2 separate regions of the Homo sapiens genome follow, and region 1 is linked to region 2. Evidence: chromatin contacts called from ENCODE Hi-C data. All regions are on one chromosome and are shown on one strand. Each heading gives the region's core, a stretch centred on a gene start or an enhancer-like site at or near the end of the contact. The rest is flanking DNA. Distances are from core to core; before and after follow the strand shown.

Region 1 (4,895 bases), core at 1,395-3,894, 510 kb before region 2:
CCTAACTCTCAGAAGCTTTTAAACCCACAGTCACATTGGCAGCCAGTATACACATGTACAAAGAAAGTTTAACCAGAAAGTAAAGGATATTTTCTCTGGTGAAGACACCTATTCCTGGAGTGAAAGCGGTTGGACGCAGAGAGGATGCCCAGAGGTTGAATGTTTGAACACTGTTATTATCACAGAACAACCATCGGAGGAATTTAATCTAATCTCCAAGTACTTAATCAGAACCTGTCACTCAGCTGCTGGCCACAGAGGTCAGAGTTATATGGTCTGGCCAGGTGGAGAGAACCACCTGGATAGCATTTTATGTAAACAACACCAAGGGCTAGATCTTATTTCCCTTTTGCAGTGGGAGCTGCTCTCTCCTTGCACTTCTGGCCCCTGCAGTGGTCTGCTGGGTGGAGTGGGTTTGATGTGATTCACGATTCCCTGGGGACTCAGTGGGGATTCCATAAGGATCACTTCCTATACTTTTCTTTCAGTACTACTTCCCTCACTCCTCCCATGTTCCCTGAGCTCCTTCCTGCCCTGAACATATAGTAAGTATCATGGACTTTTCAGCCACAGTCAACGCCGTTCCCTCTGCCATGGGTCCCTGCCTTCACCTCCATGCAGACATCTTACTCATCCTTCAAGCCCAGCACTGTCTTCTGGGAAGCCTGACTTTCAGCTCCCACTCTCGTTCAGAAAATTTAAACCCTTTTTTTCTGGGTTCCTGTGTTTTCTTCACTCCTGGCTGATGCCGTTAACATTAACATTTAGTCCACTGTGTACCAGACATATAGCATAGCGTCCTCTGTCTTTAGTGGAGTGTGAGCTCTGGGAGGGTAGGGACTTCCTAGCACAGTAAAGACTTGTTGAATAAACTGACAAACAGAGCCAGTGAGTGTGGCAAGGAGTACATATGTTTTAGTCATTGTCAACAAGTGTTTGTTAAATGCTTACTGTATGCCAAAATGAACAGAGATTAAGTAGAGATTTCAACTTTTAAGCAGCCCCTTTTGATGAGGAATGATGACACTTGGTGTCAGGGGAGCAGGTAGAAATGAGGTGAGACTGGGAGGCTGAGCAGAGTATTGATGAGAAGGTGGTGACAGTGACCATGAGTACAAATAGAGGCCAGTGTGGTCACACTCCTTGATTGTAACAGATGGTCAGCTTGGAAATAACAGGCATACCAGCTATGTTTCTCTCTCATTTATATTACCTTTTTGGAGATAGTTTTCCCAAATCACATTACTATACGTGAGACCTCAGCTGCTTGGCTTCCGTATACCACTCTTCCTAAGAAAAATGGAATTGATATTCTATGTGAAGAAACGCCTGGGTCCATTCTAAAAAAGCCCATCAGGCCCAGGATAGTTTCTTCAAGGTTTAAGATGTCCAACAGAGCACTGAGTCTCTGCAAGGAGATCAAGCATGGGCTGGATATGTTAAATAATATAAAGGGAGGCAGCAAGGGCTCTCCCCTGCTCGTGTAGGTGAGGAGAGGACCTGTGGGGTGATGGAAATTGTGTTAGGGACATATAAAGAAAGAGAAAGACAGAGATGGCTCATGGGCCTATATGGCAGAATTCTCTCTTCCTCCAGGTAGGTCGGCCTTTGCTCTATTAAGACCTTCAACTTTGCCGGGCGCAGTGGCTCATGCCTGTAATCCCAGCACTTTGGGAGGCCAAGGCGGGCAGATCACCTGAGGTCGGGAGTTCAAGACCAGCCTGACCAACATGAAGAAACCCCATCTCTACTAAAAATACAAAAAATTAGCTGGGTGTGGTGGCGCATGCCTGTAATCCCAGCTACTGGGGAGGCTGAGGTAGGAGAATTGCTTGAACCCGGGAGGTGGAGGTTGTGGTGAGCCGAGATCGCACCATTACACTCCAGCCTGGGCAACAAGAGCGAAACTCCAACTCCAAAAAAGGGGAAAAAAAAAAAAAGACCTTCAACTGATTGGATGAGGTCTTCCCACCTTATGGGGGAGTAATCGGCTTGGCTCAGAGTCTACTGATTTAAATGTTAATCTCACTTAAAAAAATACCTTCACAGCAACATCTAGAATAATGTTTGACCAAATACCTTGGTATGGTAGTGGCCTAGCCCAGTTGACACATAAAATTAACAACCACAGAAATGAAGAGACAGAATGGCATGATGGAGAGAGAGTTGGAGCCATGGGCTAGAGGAGCCACTGAGGGTTTGGGTTCCAGCACTGGAACCACTGGGACTTGAATCCTGACTCTACCACCTTTCAGCTGGCTAATCCTTGGCAAATTTCATGCTCTCTCTGGAGCTTCGTTTTCTCATCTCTCTGGTATTGTGAGAGAATGTATGTAAAGCAGCATAATGCCTAGCATATAATATGCTCTCCGTAAGTACCCACTGTTTATCGAGTTTTCTAATGTTATAAGTACCCACTGTTTATTAAGTTTTCCAATGCAGACTCCAGAATACATGACCTCATCTGTACAGTGAGGGAGCTAGACAAGGCCTCTCCAGTACTGATTTTATGACGGGTCCAAGTGAAATGATTAACTGGACGCCCTCTGGTTATTGTGTAGTGCCGAGGCCATGAAGCTAAACCATACTTTGAGTCTGAGCATTTGGAATTAGCATTTGGTTCTGGGATTGGAAATGTTTTCTTATCAAGGAAGGCTGTTTACTGCCTAGCCCATTAGTCACTTCCTTTTTACAGCCCCACACACGTTTTCACTGTCTATAAACTGCTAGGAATGTGTTTCTTCTTACTGTAAATGCTTCTCCCAGAGCATTTTTGACTCTACTAAGATTGTTGCCTAATGGCACACCTTGAGCGCCCAGAGTTGAACTGTTGGCTGTTGTTTTTTTTACGAGAATCTCACCTTCATGTTTGGGAGCTTTTCATTTAGTGCAATGTTTATCTTTCCAGTGGAGCTGCCCCACCTGACACGTCAGCAGGCCCTCCGTTGTGCAGAAAAAACATGTTTACTCTGAGGAGCTGGAAAGTGCTGTCTTGTCATGTCTTTTCATCGTTTTCAGCAGTGCTTTCAATGATGTTGCTCACTTTCATTGTGTGCCTCTTCCCTCTCTCCCTCTTTGTGCCTGTCTTTCTTTCTTCCCTGTTCTTACTACTGTTCCCTCCCTGGGGGAGTTTTGTCTTTTGTATCATTTGGCAGCAGCTGCCCTTGGCCATCCCTGGGACTCCAAGCCAGGTGGAGCCACTGCCCCTGTGGCACTTGCCCTGTTGTGCCCTATACTGCTTCTCTGACTCCTTCTGGAGAGGGTTTCCTGGGTGAGACCCTGTTCCCCTGGAGGTGACCCTCCTCCCCCAGCTGCAGACAGTCCAACATGGGAAAGGGCTTGGAGCCTTTTGGCAAAATAGACCTTTTTTGAAAATAAAACTTTTTTTATTTAATGTGAGAAAAGCACCTAACATCTACTCTCTTAGCAAAGATTGTGAATATGATATTATTAACTAGAATCCTCGTGTCGTACATTAGAGTTCTGGCCTTATTCATCCTACATACCTGCAACTTTGTATCCTTTGACCTACATCTCTCCCTTCCCCGCAATTCCTGGTAACTACCTCTTAGTTATGATGATAAATCAGTTAATACAGGTTGAGCATCCTTAATCTGAAAATCCAAAATCTGAAATGCTCCAAGATCGGTAACTTTTTGAGCACCGACATGACACCGCAAGTGGAAAATTCCACTCTTGATACCTTTGCTTTCTGATGGTTTCATGTACACAAATGTTGTTTCATGCACAAAATTATGTAAAATTACCTTTGGCTATATAAGGTACACATGAAACATAAATGGATTTCATGTTTACACATGGGTCCCATCTCTAAGATATCTCATATATATGCAAATAGGCAACTCTAACATCTGAAACACCTGTAGTCCTAAGCATTTCAGATAGAGATACTCAGCCCATACACATAAAACTAGTGCAGTGCCTGAAGCATACTAAGTGCTGTTTAAGTTTAAGCTGTTATTGTTGCAGTTTCAAGGCAAAAAGTGGCCATTTCAAGCACTTTGAGACTGAGCTTGTAACTCCTTGCTCATTTGACTGTACCAATCTGGCTAAACCCCAATTCTACATTAACTCAGGAGTATTTTTTCATTTTTGCCCTATGACACTGAACAGCACTGGAGAAAACTGCCACCCACAGACCGATTACACATTTGTGATCCCCAAGCTCAGCCAGGGCTACTTCACCATTCAGCAGCCCTGCTTGTCCCCCCCTTCTGTCTCAGTGGACAGTGACCTTCTCCTGTCACCTGCCTCTGCATTCCACCTCCATCTCGCCTCCTCTGGAACTTTGAGCAACTGGTTATCTCATGCTCCTGAATCTTCACCCAAATTATCTGCTATTGCTGACTTGCCCTTCCTCGCCCAACTGCAGATAGATAAGGTCGGGTCTTTCTTATCTTAAAAGCTGAGCAAAATTAAGCCTTCCTTGTCCCTATGTCTCCCCCCGACCTACGACCTTACCTCTCTCCTTTCCTTGGTAGCCAGGCTTCTTGCACAGCTTGTCTGTACTCACTGTCTATTTTCTTATTTTCTCCCAGTCTTTCTGTCCACTCTTGATATCTTTTCAACCTCCAGTAATCTGGTGTCTGCTGCCCTGCCAGCCCTTCCTGAAGTTACCAGGCAGGGGTTCCTAAGGGCCACCTTTCTCTGTAGTGCTCAGCCCCGGGAATGAAGTGCACCTTTGCAGCTTCTGGGGCACCCCACACTCCTTCCCTCTTGACTCTGCTAGCTGCTTTTCAGCATGCTTTGTAGGCTCTGCTTCTTCGTCCTCTTTTTTTTTTTCTCAAGACAGAATCTCACTCTATTGCCCAGGCTGGAGTGCAGTGGCATGATCTCAGCTGACTGCAACCTCCGCCTCCTGGGTTCACGCAATT
Region 2 (4,599 bases), core at 480-2,979:
CCTGAAAGTCTTACCTTGCTGCAACCTCTGCAGTTCTTTTTGGAGCTGCCTCTGCTCCCAGGTCAGCAATTTCACATGGTAGAGGCAAATAACCTTTAGTCTCTGCAGTCTTTGGTCCAGTCTGGCTTCAGCCTGCTTGGCATTCTTCCTCTCCAAATCAAAATGCTTATACAATTGTCCCCTGACCATGTGCCTCTCCATCTTCTTTATGGTCTAGAGACAATAAGGTATCACAAATAACCTGATAAATGGAAGACTGGGATACTGACCCCGGCTTTTAATCAGAGATCAGTGGTAGAACCTGTGTATTTCTGAAACCACAGGTGCCTAGTCAGATGAAATCACACTATTGTTAAATGAGTTTCCAGAGTAACACAGAAGGATTGAGGGTAGTCATTCCTCTGAGCCTCAGCCTCCCTGTCAATAAAATAGTGATACAATACAATAGGCTCCCCCAACACAGATCCCAGTCAGATTTCCAAGAAGATCAAGTGAGAAGTGTAAGAACAACTCTTTGGAAAAAAAAAAAAAAGGCAGTCTACATATATAAGGCATTATTTACCCAATAAGAAAAGCCTCTTTTACTGTTTCTTAAAGGCTCCCAAAGAGACTGCTCAGAGGTCTGGAGAGGATTTAGGAACTTAGGACACGGCCATTCCTTCCCACACCCTGCCAGTTCATTAATTCACATATGCGTAGGTTCATTCAGCCTGTAATCCTACTGTATGCCAGGTGCTATGCTAAAAGCTAAGAGTAATGGTGAATGAGGCCCAGTTCCTACTCTCAAGGGGCTTTCTCGAAAAGTGGAAGATTGGGGTATCCTGATTATAAAGTAGAACAGCATCCACGATGAGTAGTCTGGGCAACACTGGGGAAGCTGCTTAGACTGGGCGAAAGCTCCTCTTCTCATCCTCACCCATCTTCTCAGACTTTAGATGCTCTCCTCCCTCCATGTACCCTGATGTCTAAGCCCACACCTACTTCTTTCTCCTCTAAATAGCGCTAAGTAGGGACACATTTTTCTCTCCTTTGAGTCTCTATAATACTTTTCTCAGAGCTAAGAGCACAACATGTGCTCAGGATATAAACAGATTGCTGTCAATAAAAGGTTTGGTGATTTTTTTTTTTTTGAGACAGAGTCTCACTCTGTTGCCCAGGCTGGAGTGCAGTGGCGCGATCTCAGCTCACTGCAACCTCTACCTCCTGGGTTCAACCGATTCTCCTGCCTCAACCTCCCTTGTAGCTTGGACTACAGGCCTGCACCACCACGCCTGGCTAACTTTTTATATTTTTAGTTGAGGTGGGGTTTCACCATATTGGCCAGGCTAGTCTCAAACTCCTGACCTTGTGATCTGCCCGCCTCAGCCTCCCAAAGTGCTGGGATTACAGGCATGAGCCACCACACTCGGCCGAGGTTTGGTGATTATAATACAGAAAAAAAGCTTAACATTAAAAAGGAAGATAAGGTCAGGACATGGGAAAGAAATACATTTTAAGGCACTTGTTTTAGAGTCTAAAGTATAACTAAACTTTTATTAAAGAACAGGGCCAGTAGAACTTACCTCCAAATCCAGAGTTTTCACCATGAGACTATGTCTTGTTTCTTTTGCTATGTCAGACTGAGTCTTGATTAATGAGCTTATTTTTCTTCAGTAAACTTAGGAGTTTGGTGTTTGGAGAAAGGATAGAGGGAGACCATTGGAGAGGGCTGCGAGGAGAATGTTAAATACACTTGAAAGCTCTCTTCGTCCCTCCCTACCTCCCCTGGTCAGGAATGCTAGCTCCTTGGGCCATGGCACCAATCCCTGCTGGAGAGGCCAGAGCTCTAAATAGCTCTGTGGGTAAAAGAAGCCTGCCAGCTTCTAGCCTGTCCCTAGAGGGGCCCACAGTGCTCCTTCTCGGCTGTGTCCATGGGAGCCAGGAATGAAAGCAAGGAGTGTGTAACTGTGTTCTCAATCTCTCTCTCTCCTACCCTTTCCTCGTTTCTCTCCATTTTTTTTTTTTCTCTCTTTGTCATACCTCCCTTCCCTAACCTTCATTCCTACTTCTTGAAAACCAGGTCAGCCTCAAAAGAAAGCACCGTTTTTTCTGTCATGACTGTTCACACTTCGTGCAGGAGAGAAGTTAATTTGTTTATTATGTGTTATTGCACACCGTACTGACCTTCCCCAGGCCTTTCCACATGCTCAGAGCACTTCGGTGCTTATCAAGATTTTCAAAGTGGTGAAAACAGCACTAAGCAAAGTAAAATTAAAATCAACTTTTGTGCCCATATTTTGAACAGCTACCGTAGAAGGTTGAGCAGAGCTATTGTTTATATAACAAGATACTGAGTGGGATTTTTACTGTTGCCTTGGAGCTTCGTCTGAAAATAAGACGCACTGATATGCCACAGTCTAAATAGAGCTGCCAACACTGGGGCCTGATAATCCCCCCAGAGTTTACTGAGAGGCAGGCAGCTAAACAGGCCCTACTAACCACAATCACTGCCCAGCAAATAAATAATTATAAAGAGATTACGAGGGGTGGCAGGGAGGAAGAGGAGCATGCTATTTTCTCAGTGGGAGGTAGTTCCTTTCCCATCCTTTCTCATGAGGTAATTCCCTCACCTCCAGAATTTAAATGAATGAGGTGGGATTCCAAGAAAATTATCTGGGAGAATGAGATGCCACACAAGGAGAGACCAGGATCGGGATTGTACCCCCAGCTAGAGGCTTGCTGACTGCAGAACAATAGAGCAGCCCCCATTCCATCCCTTTGTTGCCACTATAGCTGATGATAGTGAGGGATTTCTTAGAAAAGCTTGGTTCCTGCATGGCATTTTGAGAGGGAACTGAAGAGGAAAAGCTTGCAGAAATAATCTATGGCTAAAGGGCAAGAAGGAGCCTTAGTGTGGAGTGCCTAGGAAAAGAATGGTGGCCAAAGCCATCCTAGTTACTCTCAGCCCTCTGAGAATGCCAGAGAGGACCTGGCTCCATGGGAGGGAGCAGAGGGGTTATATGAGGTGGCGGAAACCATGGCATAGTCATCACATTGCTCTTCTTGGAAGACAGTGCTTCATCTGGAGGGGAAATAGAATCACAGGCAGGGCCAGAAGGAGGCAGAGACAGAAGGGATGTGAGTGCAGATGAACTCCCTCATAAAACCACACATCTCGAAAGCAGAGGACACGAGAACACAAAGAATAGACAGGAATATCTATCTATGGGAACATAGGAACACAAGAATAGATAGGAAAATACCAGTCATGCCTTAGCATCACAAATGTGGCAGTTATATAGGAAGATCTCTGCCTCCTCTATTCTCTCCTAGCCCATGACCTTAAAATGGTTAGTGTTGAAAAGACAAGGGAGAGGAGGTATATAAAAAGATCATGCCTTTTCCACTCCAAGGGTTGGAGAAGGAAGAATGATAGAGCAGATAATCCTCCTTTCCCATCTCCAAACTTCCTGGAGTCCAGTGAGGAGTTTAAATTATATGTGAAACTGGAGCTTCAAAGTGGAATGGACTTTTTTTTTTTTAATAAACAAAATGGCAAGAAATGTGTAGAATTTGCCCAGGATATCATTAAGGAACAAGAAAGAAAATCAGCGAAGATAGTGATTGAAAGTATAAAGCTATCATTCTCAGATCATGTTCTTGCTTCCACCACCAGAGAAAGAAATAGTTCAAACTGTTCAGTAAAGTGATTTTGATTAAAATACAATTTTACAGAATATATTTTTAATGCACATCCGTGTAGTTTTCTATAATTCTCTCTGTTTTACATGGAGTCACACCCTTTTGTAGTCAAAACACATCTGGAATCAAAGAATCTGTCATTTATAGACTATGTGACTGTCCTATCCCTTGGTTTCCTTATTTGTAAAATAGGTTAAAAGTATCTTTATCATAGGTTTTCTGATAGAATTGAATGAAATGATCAATTTAAAGTAATTCATGTATAGTAGATGTCCAATAAAAGTTAGCTCCTGATTTTCAGCAAAGATGGAGCAATAGGAACTAGATTTACTTTTCTACATGAAACAATTTAAAAAAGCAGAAAAAATTCATGAAATTAAAAAAAACTGGACATCAGTCAGATAGGATGGTGATCCCTGAGAGAGTGGAAACAAACCAGGGAATCATTATTATTGCTACAGCTTACTGTCTGGAAAGGGTTTCCGGACTACAGCACAAGAATTGAGCAACGAGGCAGGGGTTCCTGACTTGAGGAGACAAAGGTGTAAGTTCAGAAAGACCAAGGTATCCAGAATTAGCAGGGTACAGTAGCAGATCTAAGAAACTCAATGAGGCCGGGCGCAGTGGCTCATGCCTGTAATCCCAGCACTTTGGGAGGCCAAGACAGGCAGATCACAAGGTCACGAGTTCGAGACCAGCCTGGCCAACATGGTGAAACCCCTTCTCTACTAAAAATACAAAAATTAGCTGGGTGTGGTGGTGGGCACCTGTAATCCCAGCTACTCGGGAGGCTGAGGCAGGAGAATCATTTGAACCCGGGAGGTGGAGGTTGCAGTGAGCTGAGATCACGCCATTGCACTCCTGGGTGACAGAATGAGACTCCATCTCAAAAAAAAAAATATCAATGAATCTCAAGCA

What was found. Hi-C counts contacts between places; a loop is a spot of excess contacts on that map. Pooled maps may share reads with other maps.
Region 1: a pooled map shows a loop between it and region 2 (2.9-fold over the local background). The contact joins the enhancer-like site here to the promoter of CCDC190 in region 2. A Hi-C loop is called at or near these places in 1 of 168 maps with a recorded cell type or tissue (natural killer cell), 9 of 37 single-sample maps with no recorded cell type and 10 of 50 pooled maps.

What each region holds. Positions count from the first base shown.
Region 1 is chr1:162,347,272-162,352,166 of GRCh38, forward strand. All of the region lies in intron 6 of NOS1AP (nitric oxide synthase 1 adaptor protein), which reads left to right. Among named protein-coding and RNA genes, the nearest start is that of MIR556, 7.2 kb to the left of the region's middle. Within about 2 kb of position 2,645, at least 9 of the 41 ENCODE cell types and tissues checked have a DNase peak (open chromatin) inside an H3K27ac peak, as active enhancers do.
Region 2 is chr1:162,859,446-162,864,044 of GRCh38, forward strand. It overlaps CCDC190 (coiled-coil domain containing 190), which reads right to left and starts at 1,730. Exons shown (of 4, transcript NM_001394065.1): 1 at 1,563-1,730; 2 at 15-213. The coding sequence starts at 201.